Linked DNA regions of Homo sapiens: region 1 is linked to region 2. The links are chromatin contacts, found by Hi-C in ENCODE. All regions are on one chromosome and are shown on one strand. The core of a region is the stretch at or near the end of the contact, and the rest is flanking DNA. Distances in the headings are between cores, read along the strand shown.

Region 1 (3,665 bases), core at 789-3,288, about 49 Mb after region 2:
TAGGTCTGAGACCAGAGATCCTGCATTCCTAACAAGCTTCCAGGTAATGCCATTGCTGCTGGTCCACGGACTATACTGAATTGCAAGGCTCAAGATGAAGCTGTAAATAACCTTTAGAAAATCACTGAGAGCAAAACAGTAAGTGTTATATTGTCAAGATCACAAATAAACACTCATATAGACAAAAAACTAACAAATAAAACCCCACACCTGTCCTAATGTTATGAGAATGGATTCTTGTGTTTTGAGATAAAAATTTCTGTGACAGCATTATATATAGGTTCAAAAAGAGTTGGATAGAAGTGAAGATGATATGTTATGGGGGAAAAAAGTAACAATAATGAAGACAAAGATACCAATATTGAAGATACCTATGAAGAAAATGAGAATGAAACATGCAATGTTTCTAAATTGTTACTATCAACTTGGATATAAACCAACATATTAAATATTCCATATAGATATTTGACTTTTTCATTTACATTTCCAGAAGTTGGTATATTCAAGGTGGCTAATAAACTTTAAAAAATAATCTTGTTATGAAAAGTTGAGGTTATCCTTGTACTTGTGATCACCTTATATTCAGGCAGATGCGCTTTGTTGTTCTGACCTAAATCTATGCCAGAGCCCATAATCTATATCCTGGAAGGTACTACTTCCCTAGCTTTCATATTTGTTAGAAAGAAAGCCATTTGTATTTCATATTGCTCTTTGTTACCTAAGCTGGCAAGTTCCTCCCATGGTTCCTGTGTTCCTCTTGTACTTGCATGATACTATGCAATGACAAATTCATAAGTTACACTGGTCCCAAACTCTTTAAGACCAGGTAGTAAAAAATACAAGATTAAATTGAAAATATAATTATACAAAAAAAGTTAAAATGTAGGATCCCTCAAATACACAAAATATTAAAATCTTCCAAACTTTTGAATAATATTCACTTGTTTCAACAGTTTTTTCTTCCCTATATAAACTTCTCTCAATTTCACAAAAAACATTCAACAAACTCATATAACCTTTTGCCATTTATAGCTATCTTGAGTTCAAATATAGTACTTTAAAAAAATCAATAAATTATACCCTTTGAAGGCATAAAATGTGTTTTGAGATGTTTTTTATGGGTCTACGGTACTTAAGGTTTCTGATAATTTTGTGAATTATTAACAGAGTTCTATTTGTGGTCTGTTTAAATTACTAAGGGTTATTTATTTATTTTTTAAGACAGAGTCTCGCTTTGTCACCCAGGATGGAGTGCAGTGGCTCGATCTCGGCTCACTGCAACCTCTGCCTCCCAGGTTCAAGCAATCCTCCTGTCTCGGCCTCCCCACTAGCTGGGACTAGAGGTGCACACCACCACGCCCGACTAACTTTTGTATTTCTAGTAGAGACGGGGTTTCACCATGTTGGTCAGGCTGGTCTCGAACTCCTAATCTCAGGTGATCCACCTGCCTTGGTCTCCCATAGTGCTGGAATTACAGGCGTGAGCCACCACGCCCAGCCACTAAAGGTTATTTTATTTTTTTTTTTAAACTTTGAGTGTTTATCTTTCTGGCTGACATCTAGGAAAACAACCTCAGTTACAATATAATTGTACTCCTGCAAGTTGAGGGAGTCAAGCTTCTTCTTGTTCTTCCACTTGGGGGCAGTGGGTATTTTTGGCTTTCTTCTCCTTCCCCCACTTACCCCTGTAATTAAAGCTGAATATGTACAAATAAAGCAGAATTACTGGGCAAGAGCCATTTTCACGAGGGTACCAATTGCTTCTGTGCTAGGTCTAGAATATCAGCAGGGAAACATCATCAAAGGAAATCAAGGCAATTCCTTTGCTGATACGGAAATTGTAAAGAATCTCTTTAGAACTAGAGACAGCAAGCTCAGTAATGCAAATGTACTCACGTGTTCATCTGAAAAACAACAATATCCCCATTTACTATTTAGCAAAAATTGAAAGAGTAGGACCAAAAGCTCAAAAGATGGAAGGTGTAAAAGAAAGTCTCTTTTCTGCTCAGCACTTTGGCAGGCATCGCACTGAATTTGCATCTGTCTGAGTGGTAACTTCCAAAAGTCTGAGAAAGTAAATGTGAGCTGAATATCAAGTGATAAAAGAGATAATTCTGACAGACTCTGTTTGTGTGGGAGGATTGGGTGTTGAGTACCAAAGAGGCGAGGATTAGCATAGTCAAGAAAGCTCACAAATCTAAAACCAACCCTAAGTGAAAATGAACTCAGGGCAAGTTTTCTAAATAATCTCACTATAGCGCACACACATGCACGCACACACACTCACACACACTCACACTTTTTAGTATACTGAAGGATATTTTGTAAAGTGCTCTTTTCTTCCTGATTCTATTGTTCTTTCTGTTCCTCAACAGTTGTATGTGTCTATCACCTAACTATTTCCTTATTCTTTGCTCACCTCTCTCCTTTCTTAGGACCTTCCTTTTTGATTTTTTTTTAAATTTTAATTTTATTTATTTTTTTGAGACGGAGTCTTGCTCTATTGTCCAGGCTGGAGTGCAATGGCACAATCTTGGCTCACTACCACCTCTGCCTCCTGGGTTCAAGCGATTCTCCTGCCTCAGACTCTCAAGTAACTGGGACTATAGGCATGTGCCACCACGCCCGGCTAATTTTTGTATTTTTAGTAGAGACGGGGTTTCACCATGTTGGCCAGGCTGATCTTGAACTCCTGACCTCAAATGATCTGCCTGCCTCAGCCTCCCAAAGTGCTGGGATTACAGGCGTGAGCCACTGCATCCTGCCTATTTTTAAAATTTTTACCTCCATCATACAGCCAGAAGTATCAAATTCAATTCACTTTCAAATAGTGATGGTTTAGTTCTACAATTTTTGCCTTTTCCACACACACCTGCCAGGGTTTCCTTGGTGCTTAATAAATGTTAGATAGTGTAATGCCATAAGCAGCTGCAAATGTCACTGTCAAGCAAAGCTCCATTAAAGCTGCAAAGAGGTGGAAACATCAAGCAAAATAGTTAAGGGAGGCTAAAAACAAAACCAAAAACTCTAGCACTTAGCACAGTTCCTGGTATACAGGGAACTTGATAATAAAAGTTTGCTTAAGTGTTTGTTGAAATTTTAAGGACCTTTCTCAAGGAACCCTGTATTTTGTAGCTACCTTCCTCTCCAAAACTAGAATTCATGAATGACGATCCAGCAAAGATACTTTCCTTTTTTCCATTTACATCTGCAGTCATTAAAGCCTGAAGTAATGGTCAAAATATTCAAACCTCAGCTGGGCACGGTGGCTCACTCCTATAATCCCAGTCCTTTGGGAGGCCGAGGCAGGCGGATCACGAGGTCAGGAGTTCAAGATCAGCCTGACCAACATGGAGAAACACCGTCTCTACTAAATACAAAAATTAGCCAGGCATGGTAGCGCTTGCATGTAGTCCCAGCTACTCAGGAGGCTGAGGCGGGAGGATCGCTTGAACCTGGGAGGCGGAAGTTGCAGTGAGCTGAGATTGTGCCACTGCACTCCAGCCTGGGCAACAGAGTGAGACTCCATCTCAAAAAAAAAAAAAAAAAAAAAATTCAAACCTCAAAGCACAATAAGGGTTAAGTACATCAAAAGTAAGAAAGGCTGGGGGTTATATTATGACCATATTTTTTCTCCTCAGGCTATTCCTCTTTAACTTTTGCAG
Region 2 (3,789 bases), core at 1,184-3,683:
CAAAGAATATAACTGCTTGTATATCACCTATCTGTGACCTGGAAGCTCCCTCCCCTGCTTCCAATCATCCCGCTTTTGCTTCAAATCATCCCACCTTTCCAGACCGAACCAATGTGCTTCTTACATATATTGATTGATGTCTCATGTCTCCCTAAAATGTATAAAACCAAGCTGTGCCCTGACCACCTTGGCCACATGTCATCAGGACCTCCTGAAGCTGTGTCATGGGCTCATTCTCAACCTTGGCAAAATAAACTTTCTAAATTAATTGAGACATGTTCCAGATTTTCTGGGCTCACAACACACACTCCTGCCCAGAGAGCAGGACTGGATTCTAATTCCCCTCCTCTAATTGATATTGGCTCTGTAGTCTCTGTGGCCAGGTCTCACTCACCAATGCCAAAGTATGCCCAATACATCTTTCATTCCAAACTAAACATAAAGTATCAGTTTTACTTCTCCTTCTCCTCGAGGTAACATAATCATAAACTATTCTCTGTGAAATATTCCACAGGCTGACATCTGCTTTCTTTTCCTTATCTCCCAAAAGGAGGTGATCGTAAACATAGCTTCAAGAAATTTCTCATACAGCTGTTTCCATTACAGCACTACTTCTCTAGTTTCAGTCCTGAGGATGTTTGCTAGTGTCTATTTATATTCATGTTACCTAAGAAATAAATTTAAAAACAAATAAACATTATGTGATGGCAAAGTTCTAGGCATGATGTAAATCTCACCAAATTAATCCTGTTCACTAAGACTATCCCAAAATGGCTTCAGTCTTGTCCATTCTTTTTACATTATAGAGTTGTCTCGTAACAGCCACTAACTTTAAAGGATTTGCGTTCACTTTTTCCGAGGCCCCTTGCTGAAAACAGTAATAATTGTCTGCATTTTCTCAACAAAGCAGGTCTTTCTAAGGAAATTCTCTTTCAAAATCCAGACAAAGGAAATCCCTTCTACTTATGAAAGGGATTTGTGATTCTGGAACAGTGCCTGATAGTTCCAGAAAGTGTAACTCTAACTGGGCCCAGTGGCTCACACCTGTGATCCCAGCACTTTGGGAGGCCAAGGCAGGATGATTGCTTGAGCTCAGGAGTTCAAGACCAGCCTAGGCAATATAGTGAGACCTTGTCTCTACAAAACATAAAAAAAAATTAACTGGGTGTGATGGTACACACCTGTAGTCCTAGCTACTAGGGAGGCTGAGGTGGGAGGATTGTTTGATCCCAGGAGGTTGAGGCTGCAGTGAGCTGAGATCACACCACTGCACTCCAGCCTGGCTGACAGAGCAAAACTCTGTCTCAACAACAGCAACAAAAGTATAGCTCTTTTACTGAAACAACAACAATAAGTCAACCTGTCACTTGCAATTCAAACTGCCAGGAAATGCTAATAATTTGAACTGCCCAGTGTGCAATGCGTCTGTGTCACAGCATGTGACTGCAATGTTGCCTGTGGGGCAGGTTCATAAAGTCATGGTGAAGACACTCATTCTGGATTCACACTGATCTGGAATCCCAATCCAGGTCCACCAATTATGGTCTCTGTGAGCAAGTTACTTTTTTCCCAAAGACAAAATAAAATTAATTATATTACTTTCTTCATAGAGTCACGGTTAGGATTAACTGAGATAATTCACATTAAATCCCCAGCCCTGGCCTTGGCAAATAACAAGTGTGCAATAAATGTCAATTAATAAGTAAATGAGTTGACCTGGCAGCAGACATGGTGGTAAAGCAGGCTGGTGAGCCACACTTGGAGATGAACGAAAGTAATCCCTGTGCCATAGGAAACCAAGCCAGAATTCATGTTGCAGGTACGTAAAATGGCAGGGCATGCCCCACTTATCCAGTACATCCAAAAATGTTCCTGGCTAATTTTAAGAGTTACTCAATCAATGACAGACTTTAAGGATAATTGAATGTTCTTTGTTTCTCTTGGCAAAATCACAATTTGCAGAATTCTATTTGGCAAGAGACATAGTCCAAAGTTCTTTTCTTTTTTTAAGGAAAATTATTTCAATCACAAGAAGTAGATTGCATGGGACAACCTGTGAGAGTCCTTTCAGGTCAAAACATTCTACATCTCTAACAGCATTGTGCACTGGCATGGAACACATGGTAGAAGGAACGTTCCTGGGCTGTGGGGTTGGACAGACCCGAGCCTGGCCTCCTCCTCTGCATGCAGCTTGATCAAGGTCTATCCTTTCTCTGAGTCTCTCTCATCTGCATAAATGGGGAGAGTAATACCTACCTTAGAGGATTGTTGTGAGAATTAAATGAGAGTATTACATATAAAAGTGCCTGGGATAGTTCTAGGCACATGGTAGATAATGAATAAATGGGAATATTTCTACCTTGCTCTCCAAAGTCACTCAGCAGAGTTACCTGAGACTACGAACCTCCCAGGAGAGCTGTTTACTTAGGGAATTACAGCTGCGGGTGAGACTTTGCCATTTGAGTGTGTTCCCTGTGGGACATATCACTTAAATAGCCCGTTGAGACTTTTTTTTTTTTTAAGAGGAAACGGGTTGAAGAGGGTAAGTCAGTGGTGGAAACTTACGGGTTGGAATGTAGGCACTGGTTAGCTGGCTGCTTTGAGGACATCAGGCTACCCTATATTCCTCCATCCACCCGCCCATTCAATAAATTTTTATTGAACACAAATTCTGTGTTAGCATCAGGCTTGAGGCTAGGGATACAACAGTGAAGAATAAACAGTCCCTGCCCTTAAGAGTTCACAGTCCACTGGGAGAAACAGACAAGAACACAAGCAATTAAGATATAGCCCATTGTGGTCAACGCCAAGGGAGGGGAAGTATAGAATGCCATGGACATGATGAGAACAAGACATGTGCTTTAACTTGTACTATTTTCAATGTACTCAGTGAGGGGTGAGGAAAAACAGATGTTTAAACTATTTTTTTAAAGACTGATATATTAAACACTGGTACATCCATTACAACACTTAAAAAATAAAACACTACAAGGCTGGACACAGTGGCTCACCACTATAATCCCAAGCACTTTGGGAGGCCAAGTGAGGAGGATCACTTGAGGCCAAGAGTTCAAGACCAGCCTGGGCAACACAGGGAGAATTTATCTCTATTTAAAATTTAAAATTTTACAAATCAAGTCATAAACATTAGCTGGGCATGGTGGTGTGTGCCTGTGTTCCCAGCTACTTGGGAGGCTGAGGTGGGAGGATTATTTAAGCCCAGGAGTTTGAAGTTGCAGTGAGCTATGATGGTGCCACTGCCCTCCAGCCTGGGTGACAGAATGACACCGTTATCTCCAAAAAAAGAGTGTTATTTGCTTTGGTAGACCTGGAGCAGATTTTCATATCCAGTTATGTAAGCAGTTGGGTTTCCAGTGATGTTTTAATGCAGTCATTGGTGGACACACTCTGGGAAGCTCTGGCTATGAGAGCACATAAAGTCCGCCCCCTGCTCCGGACATGAGGTTTAAAAATCTTTCCACACCACTGGATGGAAATGTGGATGATTGGTAGAAATTACCCAACTAACGGTTAGAGGTGGAAAGGAGTGACGGCACTATTTCAGGCATAATAAGAAGTATCAGAAGTGAGAAAAAACATGGAATATTTGAGATACTAAATGGCACTTATTTAAATGACATCAATTGCTGGGGCATAGAATTGAAGTGGGAAGTGTCGACATACAAGCCAGAGGAGACAAATATAGGAGAAACTCTGTCAGAGACTGTCCCACACTACAGAATACATTTATGGAAAATAATTAGAGCATGCACAAGTGTGCAGAAACCT

What was found. A loop is a pair of places that touch in the nucleus more often than their neighbours do.
Region 1: a map of mammary epithelial cell shows a loop between it and region 2 (732-fold over the local background). The contact joins two enhancer-like sites. A Hi-C loop is called at or near these places in 6 of 168 maps with a recorded cell type or tissue (GM12878, GM13976, GM23248 and 2 more).

The regions. Positions count from the first base shown.
Region 1 is chr12:118,298,310-118,301,974 of GRCh38, forward strand. All of the region lies in intron 1 of TAOK3 (TAO kinase 3), which reads right to left. Among named protein-coding and RNA genes, the nearest start is that of TAOK3, 73 kb to the right of the region's middle. Within about 2 kb of position 2,039, at least 2 of the 41 ENCODE cell types and tissues checked have a DNase peak (open chromatin) inside an H3K27ac peak, as active enhancers do.
Region 2 is chr12:69,148,883-69,152,671 of GRCh38, forward strand. No RefSeq gene overlaps it. Among named protein-coding and RNA genes, the nearest start is that of CPSF6, 89 kb to the right of the region's middle. Within about 2 kb of position 2,434, at least 3 of the 41 ENCODE cell types and tissues checked have a DNase peak (open chromatin) inside an H3K27ac peak, as active enhancers do.